2 separate regions of the Homo sapiens genome follow, and region 2 is linked to region 1. A link is a contact called in ENCODE Hi-C or POLR2A ChIA-PET data. All regions are on one chromosome and are shown on one strand. Each heading gives the region's core, a stretch centred on a gene start or an enhancer-like site at or near the end of the contact. The rest is flanking DNA. Distances are from core to core; before and after follow the strand shown.

Evidence for each region. Hi-C counts contacts between places; a loop is a spot of excess contacts on that map. ChIA-PET counts read pairs that join two places held with the same protein, here RNA polymerase II (POLR2A). Pooled maps may share reads with other maps.
Region 2: a pooled map shows a loop between it and region 1 (4-fold over the local background). The contact joins two enhancer-like sites. A Hi-C loop is called at or near these places in 5 of 50 pooled maps. POLR2A ChIA-PET finds 5 or more read pairs at or near these places in 2 of 52 experiments (HepG2 and MCF 10A).

Annotation. Positions count from the first base shown.
Region 1 is chr15:92,829,648-92,835,047 of GRCh38, reverse strand. No RefSeq gene overlaps it. Among named protein-coding and RNA genes, the nearest start is that of CHASERR, 50 kb to the left of the region's middle. RefSeq lists enhancers at 1,914-1,973, 2,730-2,929, 3,310-3,359. Within about 2 kb of position 3,232, at least 41 of the 41 ENCODE cell types and tissues checked have a DNase peak (open chromatin) inside an H3K27ac peak, as active enhancers do.
Region 2 is chr15:92,956,894-92,962,293 of GRCh38, reverse strand. The region is part of intron 16 of CHD2 (chromodomain helicase DNA binding protein 2); the gene reads right to left. Among named protein-coding and RNA genes, the nearest start is that of MIR3175, 55 kb to the right of the region's middle. Within about 2 kb of position 4,018, at least 3 of the 41 ENCODE cell types and tissues checked have a DNase peak (open chromatin) inside an H3K27ac peak, as active enhancers do.

The sequences.
Region 1 (5,400 bases), core at 1,983-4,482:
GATGTGGAGAATTATATTTATATACTTTATATATAATAATAACTATACAGACGCAGTTGGTAACAATTATTTTAAAACATATTGGAAGTATAAGCATAAATTCTAGTATCAGGGGTAGGGGTGAGCTGGTCTTATGAAATGTGACAATGAACTATCATGGTGAATAAGATTGGTTTCTGAATTGGGTAATAATATTTCTGATCAAAAGTAGATGTGTGGCCGGGCGCGGTGGCTCATGCTGTAATCCCAGCACTTTGGGAGGCTGAGGCAGGTGGATCACCTGAGGTCAGGAGTTTGAGACCAGCCTGGCCAACGTGGTGAAACCCCGACTCTACTAAAAATAGAAAAAATTAACCAGGCATGGTGGCGAGTGCCTGTAATCCCAGCTACTCAGGAGACTGAGGCAGGAGAATCGCTTGAAACCGGGAGGTGGAGGTTGCAGTGAGCCAAGATAGCACTATTGCACCCTAGCCCGGGCAACAACAGCGAAACTCCACCTCAAAGAAAAAAAAAGGAAAGAAATCAGTTTGGTACTTTCTCATAAAGTTAACCATAATCTTACTATAGTAGTTATCTTTTCCTGTATAGCAAATCGCTCCCAAATTTAGTGGCTTAAAATAGCAATAATTTTCTTCTTCTTCCTCTTTTTTTAATATCTCATGGTTTCTACAGGTCAGAATTGAGACAGTTAAGACCAACAAAGCTTACAGAGTAAAAAAAATTAAAATTAAAAAAAAAATTTTAAATAAATAAATCAAGACAGGGCACAGCAGAGGGTAGCTTGACTTTGCTGTACCATGTCTGGATCACAGCTGGAAGACTCTGAAGGCTGAGAAAAAAATCATCTGAGGCTTGTTCATTCACATGTCTAGTAGTTGATGTTGGTGTGGGCTGGGGGCTATCGTCTGGAATATCTACACATGGCTTTTCCATGAACTTCCTCACAACATGGTCCCTGGGATGAAAGGGCAAGCCTCCCAGGAGAGAAGAGGGAGGAGGGAGAACAGGATAGAAGGAGAGGGAGAGAGAGGGGGAGAGAGAGAGAGAGAGAGAGATCCTTGCCTTCAGGGGGATACAGATGTTGTAAGGGTACCCGTTTTTATACCTTTACAACATCTACAACATGGTAAGCAATGCTGTTACTTTAACAAGTGAAGTTAACACATGAATTTTTTAAAATGAGTTTGTTAACCTGTGGTTGGTTACTTTTATGTGTCAACTTGGTTAGGCCACAGTGCCCAAACATTTGGTCAAAGATTCTCCTGGATGTGTCTGTGAGGGTGTTTTTGGATGAGATTAACATTGAAATTGGTGAACATTAAGTACAGCAGATGGCCCTCCATACTGTGGGTGGGCCTCATCACATCAGTTGAAGGCCTGAATAGAACAAGAGACTCCCTCTCGCTCTCCCGGCTCCAGACAAGAAGAAATTCTGGGAATTCTGTCAGCTGACATCTTTTGGATTGAACCACAACACTGGCTCTTTTCTAGGTCTCTAGCCTACCAGCCCACACTGCAGATTTTGAACTTAGCCTCCATAAGCATGGATCGATTCCTTAAACAAAATCTCTCTCTCAGTCAGGCTCATGCCTGTAATCCCAGCACTTTGGGAGGCTGAATCGGGCAGATGGCTTGAGCTCAGGAGTTCGAGACCAGGCTGGGCAACATGGCAAAACACCATCTCTACAAAAAATTAAAAATTACCTGGGCATGGTGGCATGCACCTGTAGTCTCAGCTTCTCGTGAGACTGAGGCAGGAGGATTGCTTGAGCTAGGAGAGGTTGAGGCTGCAGGAAGCCAAGATTACGCCAGTGCACTCCAGCCTGAGTGACAGAGCAAGGACCTGTCTCAAAAAAAAAGAGAGAGAGAGAAATCTTTGTCTATAAATATGCACATCCTACTGGTTCTGTTTCTCTGGAGAGCACTATTACAGCCTGCTTTGCTAGTATCAACAAAACCACGGGCTTCTTGTCCAGAAGTTTTTGCCCCTGCTTCATAACTGCAAATGGAATTTTCATGGAAAATATTTCCTGTGTTGCTATTTTTTTTTTTTTTTTTTTTTTGTCATCCAGGCTGGAGTTCAGTGGTGCAACCTCAGCTTACTGCAACCTCCCCTCTGGGTTCAAGCGATTCTCATGCCTCAGCCTCCTGAGTAGCTGGGACTCCAGGTATGCGCCACCACGCCTGGCTGATTTTTGTATTTTTCATAGAGAGGTGTTTCACCACATTGGCCAGGCTGGTCTTGAACTGACCTCAGGTGATCTGCCTGCTTCGGCCTCCCAAAGTGCTGGGATTACAGGCATGAGCCACAGTGCCCAGCCACATTACTTCTTAATAATAGATAATGTGCCCTAATATACAGTATTTACATAAAGCCTTGCAGCAAGGTGGCAGTTTTCAGCCATTTTTTGAGGAGGATGTGAACAGGAGCCGTTACACGGCTCATCAGTCATCTGTTGCAAAGAAGCTGTGCTCAGCAGCGCAGAAGGATATCTTTCATTACTGGAAACCGTGAATCAGCTCGAGTGAAACAGGGCTCTGTCAGCTTATAACACTTAATTATGTTTTTAACTCCATAAATTAGTTCAAGTAAAGCCGTTTGAAAATAGCCAATTTCCAGTTTGAACTTACAGAAAATTAATGGCAAGAATGCAAACTTCTAATGTGTTAAGAAATTATTTGAATTTCTTAACTGTGTCTCCCACTAAAAGTTTGTGCTTTAAATTTTGTGTCAGTTCTGCATCAGAATTATTCAGTTTCCTCTTATGCAACAAACCCTAGAAAATTCTAAAGTTTCAGAATAAGAGCATTTCCTAAAGAAGAGAAAATATATTGGGGGTGGTGGGGGGGAATGGGATCAGTACGTGGCTCAAGTTTTTCACCCTTGAGGAGTTAAGAAAAACACTTCAACATAAGGACAAAAGCTCCCTTGTTTAAGCACTTCCCCAGCTGCACTTCAACTAAATATATCCTGGGCAGAGTGTTTTCATTTCTCCACCCCTCTCCTGAGCCAATCACATGGTGACAAACAGCTCGGAGGCCCCTTGGGACTAGCACTGCAGAGGTACAGGCTTGGTTACAGGGCTTCGCGTTCCTTTCCAGCACAGGCCTGCTCTGGGCCGCCCTGCCTCCCCCAGAGGCTGCAGGGAGCCCCAAGCAGGCGCATTGCGGGCTCTGCTCAGAGAGACGCCTCCACGGGTTAATTCAGCGGCCTCTGTCTGGAATTCATGCACCACCTGGGCTGACAGCATGAATGACTCATTGTTTCCCCTCTGAACAGGCTGAGGAGTGCTTCTTGGTGTCAATAACTGAGGCAAAGTAAAATTGTTTTTTCCCTTTCAACATGACCAATTTTCTAAGACTGAATATAGAACTGGAAATCTGCAGGGTGTGTTTCTTCTGCGGCAACGGTAGCCAAGGTTACTGCTTTGAGTTGGTCTGCAGGGACAGAGGATTAAAATTTACTGTCTATAAACAGAAGAAGGCCTAAAGCCAGAGCTCCTTTATTTACAGCTTGTGTCATGGTTTTATAAAATGAAGGAAACTTAATTGAAACCTCTAGTTTGTGTAAACCTGGGATCTGACTGTACACAATACCTGATTTTATTTCTAATACCCGTGATTTGTATAAATGAAGATTTTGATGATAATTTTCCCATAGCTAAGTATAAGACATGTATGCTTTGAAGTCCATATATGAATCTTCCATACCAGCATTTCCAAAGCAGTGTATTAATAATTATGCCCCACCTTCAATTTTCCTATATGGCACCCTTCTCATTTTCAGTTACTTTTAGTTTCCTTGGGAAACTGGACTGGTTGATATTCCTGGACTATGGGATCTTTTTGCCTTGCTTACGCATATCTCAGTCCAAAAGCTTGACAGCCAGAACTATACAGATATTTTACTACCTTTCTGCAAGTGTGCGTGTATAACACTCTTGTTTCTTTGAACTCTTGTTTCTTTGGCCTCTTATACTTTCCTAAACTTTAGGTGTTTTTTTAAAAAAATTCAAAAAGAGGCCGGGCGCGGTGGCTCATGCCTGTAATCTCAGCACTTTGGGAGGCCGAGGGGGTCAGGTCACGAGGTCAAGAGATGGAGACCATCCTGGCCACTATGGTGAAACCCCATCTCTACTAAAAATACAAAAATTAGCTGGGCATGGTGGTGTATGCCTGTAGTCCCAGCTACCCGGAGGCTGAGGCAGGAGAATTGCTTGAACCAGAGTTGGAGACTGCAGTGAGCCAAGATCACACCACTGCACTCCAGCCTGGCGACAGAGCAAGACTCTATCTCAGAAAAAAAAAAAAAAAAAAATTCAAAAAGAAAGATGTAGAAAAAAAAGAAATAAATGCAGAAAGGAAAGGGAAAAAGGTCTTGTGTAGATTCAGGACCTTGGTTCTAATTCAAATCTGGGAGGTTAGCATGCAACAGAGTACTTTCTTCATCCAATTAAGTAGCAGCCCTGAATAGATTCCAAGTCATTCTGACTTTGAATAGGGATGAGGACAGCTGATACTGAAGAAGAGAGAATGTTGAGGCCCATGTATAGCCTTAAAAGAGAGAGAGAATGAACTTGGGATGTGGAGATTAAATAGGGCGTTTAATAAAATGGCAGTAGATGCTTTTATTTTAATTGGTATCAATCAGCTCAAGTAACCTTTAAATTTCTGCAATAACAGGAGACTGAGTTGGCTTTGGCAGGGCTCTCTATCCCAGGAATGGAAACTCACGCAGGTTCTGAATCAGAAAGAATCAAAATAACAAAAAAAAATTTCCGTCTTTCAAATCTATGCTATAATTTAGCAAACTGAGTATCTTTCCTTGCTTGCCAGTATCTTTAAAATAAAGTCAGGTATCAAAATATTTGTATTCCCTTTTTCGAAGCTAATAAAAACCTGCAAAGATTAAGTATTTCTCCATTTTTGTAGAGAACACAATTATTACAGCGTGCTTACAAAATGACAATTCTCAAAGCTTCAATTTCTCACATCTAACAGCTAGTAAATGTGTAGTAAATGTGTAGTTCTCTGAATGAGACCCTTTTACATCATATGCAATAAATCTATTTGTCAAAGAGTCTCCTTAGCTACTGAAGATTTCATGGTCCTTGTGCCAACAGAATCAAGCACTTTGGTTGAATATCTGGAGGATTGTGACTTGAGACATGCAGGATGGACACAATCCTACTATGTGCCATACGGTTTGGTTCTTCCAACAGAGTGAAAAAACTTCTAGGCAGCTTCTAGCCTCTGAGAAACGTGCCTTAATTAGCTGAGTGTGGCGGCGTGCGCCTGTAGTCCCAGCTACTAGGGAGGCTGAGGCAGGAGAATCACTTGAACCCGGGAGGCAGAGGTTGCAGTGAGCCGAGATCACGGACTACCACTGCACACTGCACT
Region 2 (5,400 bases), core at 2,769-5,268, 130 kb before region 1:
AAAAGTTTTACATCAGTAATCTAAACTGTATCTTAAGAGAAAAAGAGAAAATTAAATGAAAAGCAAGCAAAGGACGGCAACCTTTGAGAGTGGAAATAAACAGAAAAACAGAGGGTCCGGGCACGGGGGCTCACGCCTGCAATCCCAGCACTTTGGCAGGCCAAGGCAGGCAAATCACAAGGTCAGGAGTTCAAGACCAGCCTGGCCAACTTGGTGAAACCTCGTCTCTACTAAAAATACAAAAATTAGCCAAGCGTGGTGGCAGGTGCCTGTAATCCCAGCTACTCAAGAGGCTGAGGCAGGATAATCACTTGAAACTGGAAGGCGGAGGTTGCAGTGAGCCGAGATCGCACCCTGCACTCCAGCCTGGGCAACAAATGCAAAACTCAGTCTCAAAAAAAAAAAAAAAAAAAAAAAGAGAAGAAAAAACAGAGGAAGAAACCAATGATGTCAAAAGTTGCTTCTTTGAGAGCATCAAAATTGTTAAGCCCTTAGCTAGAACTGACCAAGAAAAAGAGCTAAGATACAAATTACCATAATCAAGAAAATTAACTTTAATCACTATTGATCCTTAAAAGAATCTACCAGGCACAGTGGTTCATGCCTATTATCTCAGCATTTTAGGAAACAGAGGCGGGAGGATCACTTGAGCCCAGAAGTTCGAGACCAACCTGGACAACTCAGCAAGAACCCATCTCTACAAATAACAAAAAATAAATTTTAAAAATTAGCTGGGCATTGTGGTGCACATCTGCAGCCCCAGCTACTCAAGAGACAGAAGTGGGAGGATCCCTTGAGCCCAGGAGTTCGAGGTTACAGTGAACTATGATCGTACCACTGCACTCAGCGTGGGTGACAGAGAAAGACCATGTCTCTTAAAAAAGAAAACTAAAATTAAAAGGCTAAGAGAGTACTATAACTTTATGCCAACAAATTAGGACAAGTTAGATGAAACAGACTAACTCTTAGAAAGACACAAATTAACAAAACTAAGTCAAGAAGAATAGAAAACTTAAGTGAACCTGTAACTGGAAACCAGGTTAGTCATTAAAAATTTTCCCACAAAGTGAAGGTTGACATGGCTACACTGGTGAATTCTAGTAAATATTTAAAGAAGAAATAACACTAAACTTACACAAACTCCTTCAGAAAACAGAAGGGAAACGCTCTCCAATTCATTTTATGATCCCAAAACCAAAGCAACGTAAACATCAAAACAAAACAAAAAGCTATAGACTAAAATCCTAATTAAAATAAAAAACACAAATGCGGCCAGGCACAGTGGCTCACGCCTGTAATCCCAGCACTTTAGGCGGCGGAGACAGGCAGATGCAGATCACTTACGGCCAGGAGTTCGAGACCAACCTGGCTGACATGGCAAAACCCCACTGTCTCTACGAAAAATACAAAAATTAGCCGGGCATGGTGGTGCATGCTTGTAATCCCAGCTACCTGGAAGGCTGAGGCATGAGAAATGCTTGAACCTGGGAGGTGGAGGTTGCAGTGAGCCGAGATGGTGCCATTGTACTCTAGCCTGGGCAACAGACGGAAACTCTGTCTTAAAAAAAAAAAAAAAAAAAAAAAAAAACACCAAACAGATGCAAAAATCTTTAACAAAATATTAGCCAACTGAATCTAGCAATGCATAGAAAGTATCAAACACTGTTAACAAGTCAGATTTATGCTAGGAAAAAAAAAGTTGGCCTAATGTCTAAAAAGCAATTAATGTAATATACTATATTGTTAAAGGACAAAACCACATGGTCATCTCAACAGACACAGAAAATAAGCATTTGACAAAACCTAATATCCATTCTTTATTAAAACCTCACAAACTAGGAAGAAAAGAAAACCTCCTCAACCCAATAAAGGTTATCTACAAAAAACATCTATAGCCAACATCCTGCTCCCACCATTTCTATTTAAGATGGAGGTTCCTGCCAATACAATAAGGCAAGAAGAAGAAATAAAAAGCATCCATTTTGGAAAAGAAATCTTTAGGTACAGAAAACATAATCCTGTCTATAGAAAAATACTAAGAAATACAGAACAATATACACACACATACACACACAGTAGAAAACAGTAAGTTTATCAAGTTTGCAGGATGTAAGATCAATATACAAAACCCAATTGTAGTTCTATAATAGGTTATATTTTTAAAAATTCCACTCCAAATATAGTCAGAATTAAAAGAATATTTTGAATGTATAAGATTTCTAAACTAAAAACCACTAAACACTGAGAAAAATTATAGAAGATCTAAATAAATGGAGAAAAACTTTCCATGATTATGGATTAGAAGACTCAATATTAATAATTTTGCTTTAACTGATATATGATTCAACACAATTTCTATCAAAATTCCATATTTTTCTTGCAGAAATTAACAACCTGATCCTAAAATGTACATGGAAGTATCAAGAATTCTAGAATAACCAAAACAATTTTGAAAAAGAAGAAAATGGAACTTGTACTTCTCCATTTTTAAAAAGCAGTCTAGGCCGGGTGCAGTGGCTCACGCCTATAATACCAGTACTTTGGGAGGCCAAGGACGGTGGATCACTTGAGGTCAGGAGTTCGAGACCAGCCTGGCCAACATGGCAAAACCCCATTTCTACTAAAATACAAAAAATTAGTTGAGCATGGTGGTGCGTGCCTGTAATCCCAGCTACTTGGGAGGCTGAGGCAGGAGAATCACTTGAGCCCGGGAGGCAGACGTTGCAGTGAGCTGAGATTGCGCCACTTCCCTTCCAGCCTGGGTGACAGAGCAAGGCTCCATCTCAAAAAAAATAAAAAATAAAAAAACAGTCGAAAGCTACATTAATCAAGACAGTGTGACATTGGCAGAAGGACAGAAATATGTATTAATAAAACAGAACTGACAGTCCAGAAACAAAGCATGACATTTATGGTGTCAACTGAGTTTCAACAACAGTGTCAAGGCAATTCAATGAAGAACAGATATTCTTTTCAACAAGTGATACTAGAACAATTTCCCAAATTCTACTACAAAAACATGAACTAAGGCACTCACACTTCACACTATAAACAAAATGTAACTCTGACTTAATACAAAAGCTAGAACTTCTAGAAGGAAATAAAGAAGCAAGTCTTCGTGTCCATAGGTTAGGCAAATCTGTGTCAGATATGATATCTAAAGCACAATCCATACAAAGAAATCCATAAATTAAACTTCATCAAAATCAATAACTTTTTCTCTTTGAAAGACAACATTCAAAAAGTGAAAAGAAGCCACAGATTGGGATAAAATATGTTCAAATTATATACAGATGCTCCTCAACTTACAACAGGGTTATGTCCTGAGAAACCCATCGTAAGTTTAAAACATTGTTAAATCAAAAATGCATTTAATGCACTTAACCTACAGAACATCACACCGTAGCCTACCCTGAATGTGCTCAGAACGCTTATCATGAGGATATTGAGCAAAATCACCTAACGCAAAGCCAACTTTATAATAAAGAGTTGAATATCTCATGTAATTTATCGAATATTACACTGAAAATGAAAAACAGAATGGTTGTGTTCATTCAAAGTATACTTTCTACTGAAAGTGTATTGCTTTCATACCACTGAAAAGTCAAAACATTTTACATCAAACTATAGAAAGTTGGGGACTGTACTGATAAAGCACTTGTCTTTAGAATTTTTTTAAAAGAAATAAAAAACCTCTTCAACTCATAATAAGACAAACAATCCAATTTTTTTAACCCATTTATGATAGAGGTTGCAATTTTTTGAATTTTTTGCAATCAGACCTTGGCAATGACCTTGAGCAGTAGGATATAAATAATTCCCACATGCTTAGAGTTCCAATGACGGAACACGACGCCTGAGTTAAAATGCCAAAACATTTGAATAGAAATTTCACCAAAGACATACAAATGGCTAATGAACACATGAAAAGACGTTCAACATCATTAGTCATTAGGGAAATGCAAGTCAAAACCACAATGACACACATTCGCCAGAACGGCTAGAATCAAAAAGACTGACAATGCACCAAGTCCTGGTGATGACGCAGGGAAACTAGAACCTTCAAACATTTTTGGTAGGACTGCACAATGGTAGTCACTTTAGAAAACAGCGTGGTAGTTTCTAAAATGTTAAACATAAACTTTCCAAACAATCCAGCAATTCTATTCCTAAGTCTCTAAGCAAGAGAAAGAAAAACATATGTCCACACAAAGATATAATAACCCCAAAACAAAGCAATCCAAATGTCCATCAACCGGTAACTGGATGCAATGAAATATTACCCAATGAAAGAGAACACCTACTGACAGACTCTGACATGAATGAATCTCAAAAAAAATATGCTAAGTGAAGGAAGCCGGAAACAAAAGCCTACATATTAGGATTCCACTTATATAAAACTTCTAGAAAAGGTAAATCTCTAGAGACAAAAGCTGATTACTGGTTGCCTAAGGCTATATGTGGAAGCAGAGGTTAACTGCAAACAAGCAAGGGGGAACTTTTTGGGATGAGGAAAATGTTCCAAAACTGGACAATGATGATGGTTGCAAACTATAAAGTTACTAAACAAATTTAAATTTAAAATTTAAAAATAAAAATAAAAGTAAAAAATAAAATTTAATCCTGAATTAAAAAAAAAAAGATTGTAGAGCATATATCTATCAACTGAACAACTATTAACTGAATTGTTTACTGTGCACCAGGTGCTATTCTAGACAATGGGAACCAGCAATGAATCAAGCAAACAAAATCCCTGCGATTTTCATACATAATTTAATGACATGAGATGAATGAGAACATAAATGTAAAAAGAGATGCTATATAGACACTAAAACAGGTTAGGGATAAGATGTCTAAAGGGCTACTTTAGGTTAGGCAATCTGCAAAAGATTTCTGAAAGGAGGTGGTCGTTTAAGATGAGCTGAAACATTAAGGTGGTTGGCCATGTGAAGACAAGAAGAAATATAATTCTAGTCAAGAAGGAATAGTAATGGCTTGGCATGTTTAAGGGACAGAAAGATAGCCAGAATGGCTGAAGCATAATGAGTAATGGAGAAAGTGGATGAGAGGAATCAGACTATTGTCAAGGGGCCAGACTGAGTGGAGTCCTCCAAATTAATGAATATAGATGTTATTCTAAGTATCGCTGAATACCATTGGATAATTTTAAGTTTTATGAAATGTGCATATCATCTCTCCCATAAAAATCTTTTCAATAAACACATTCCATAGTTCTTTAATAATACGTGAATAAGATGTAAAATTGATGCTTCGGTTATCAGATATTTGAGTATAACATACTTTTCAGTGCTTGTGTACCTTGTATATTTCATTTTACTTATATTGATTATCTTATACCAACAGTGAAAAGGTCTGATGTTATCTATTTAACAATTATTT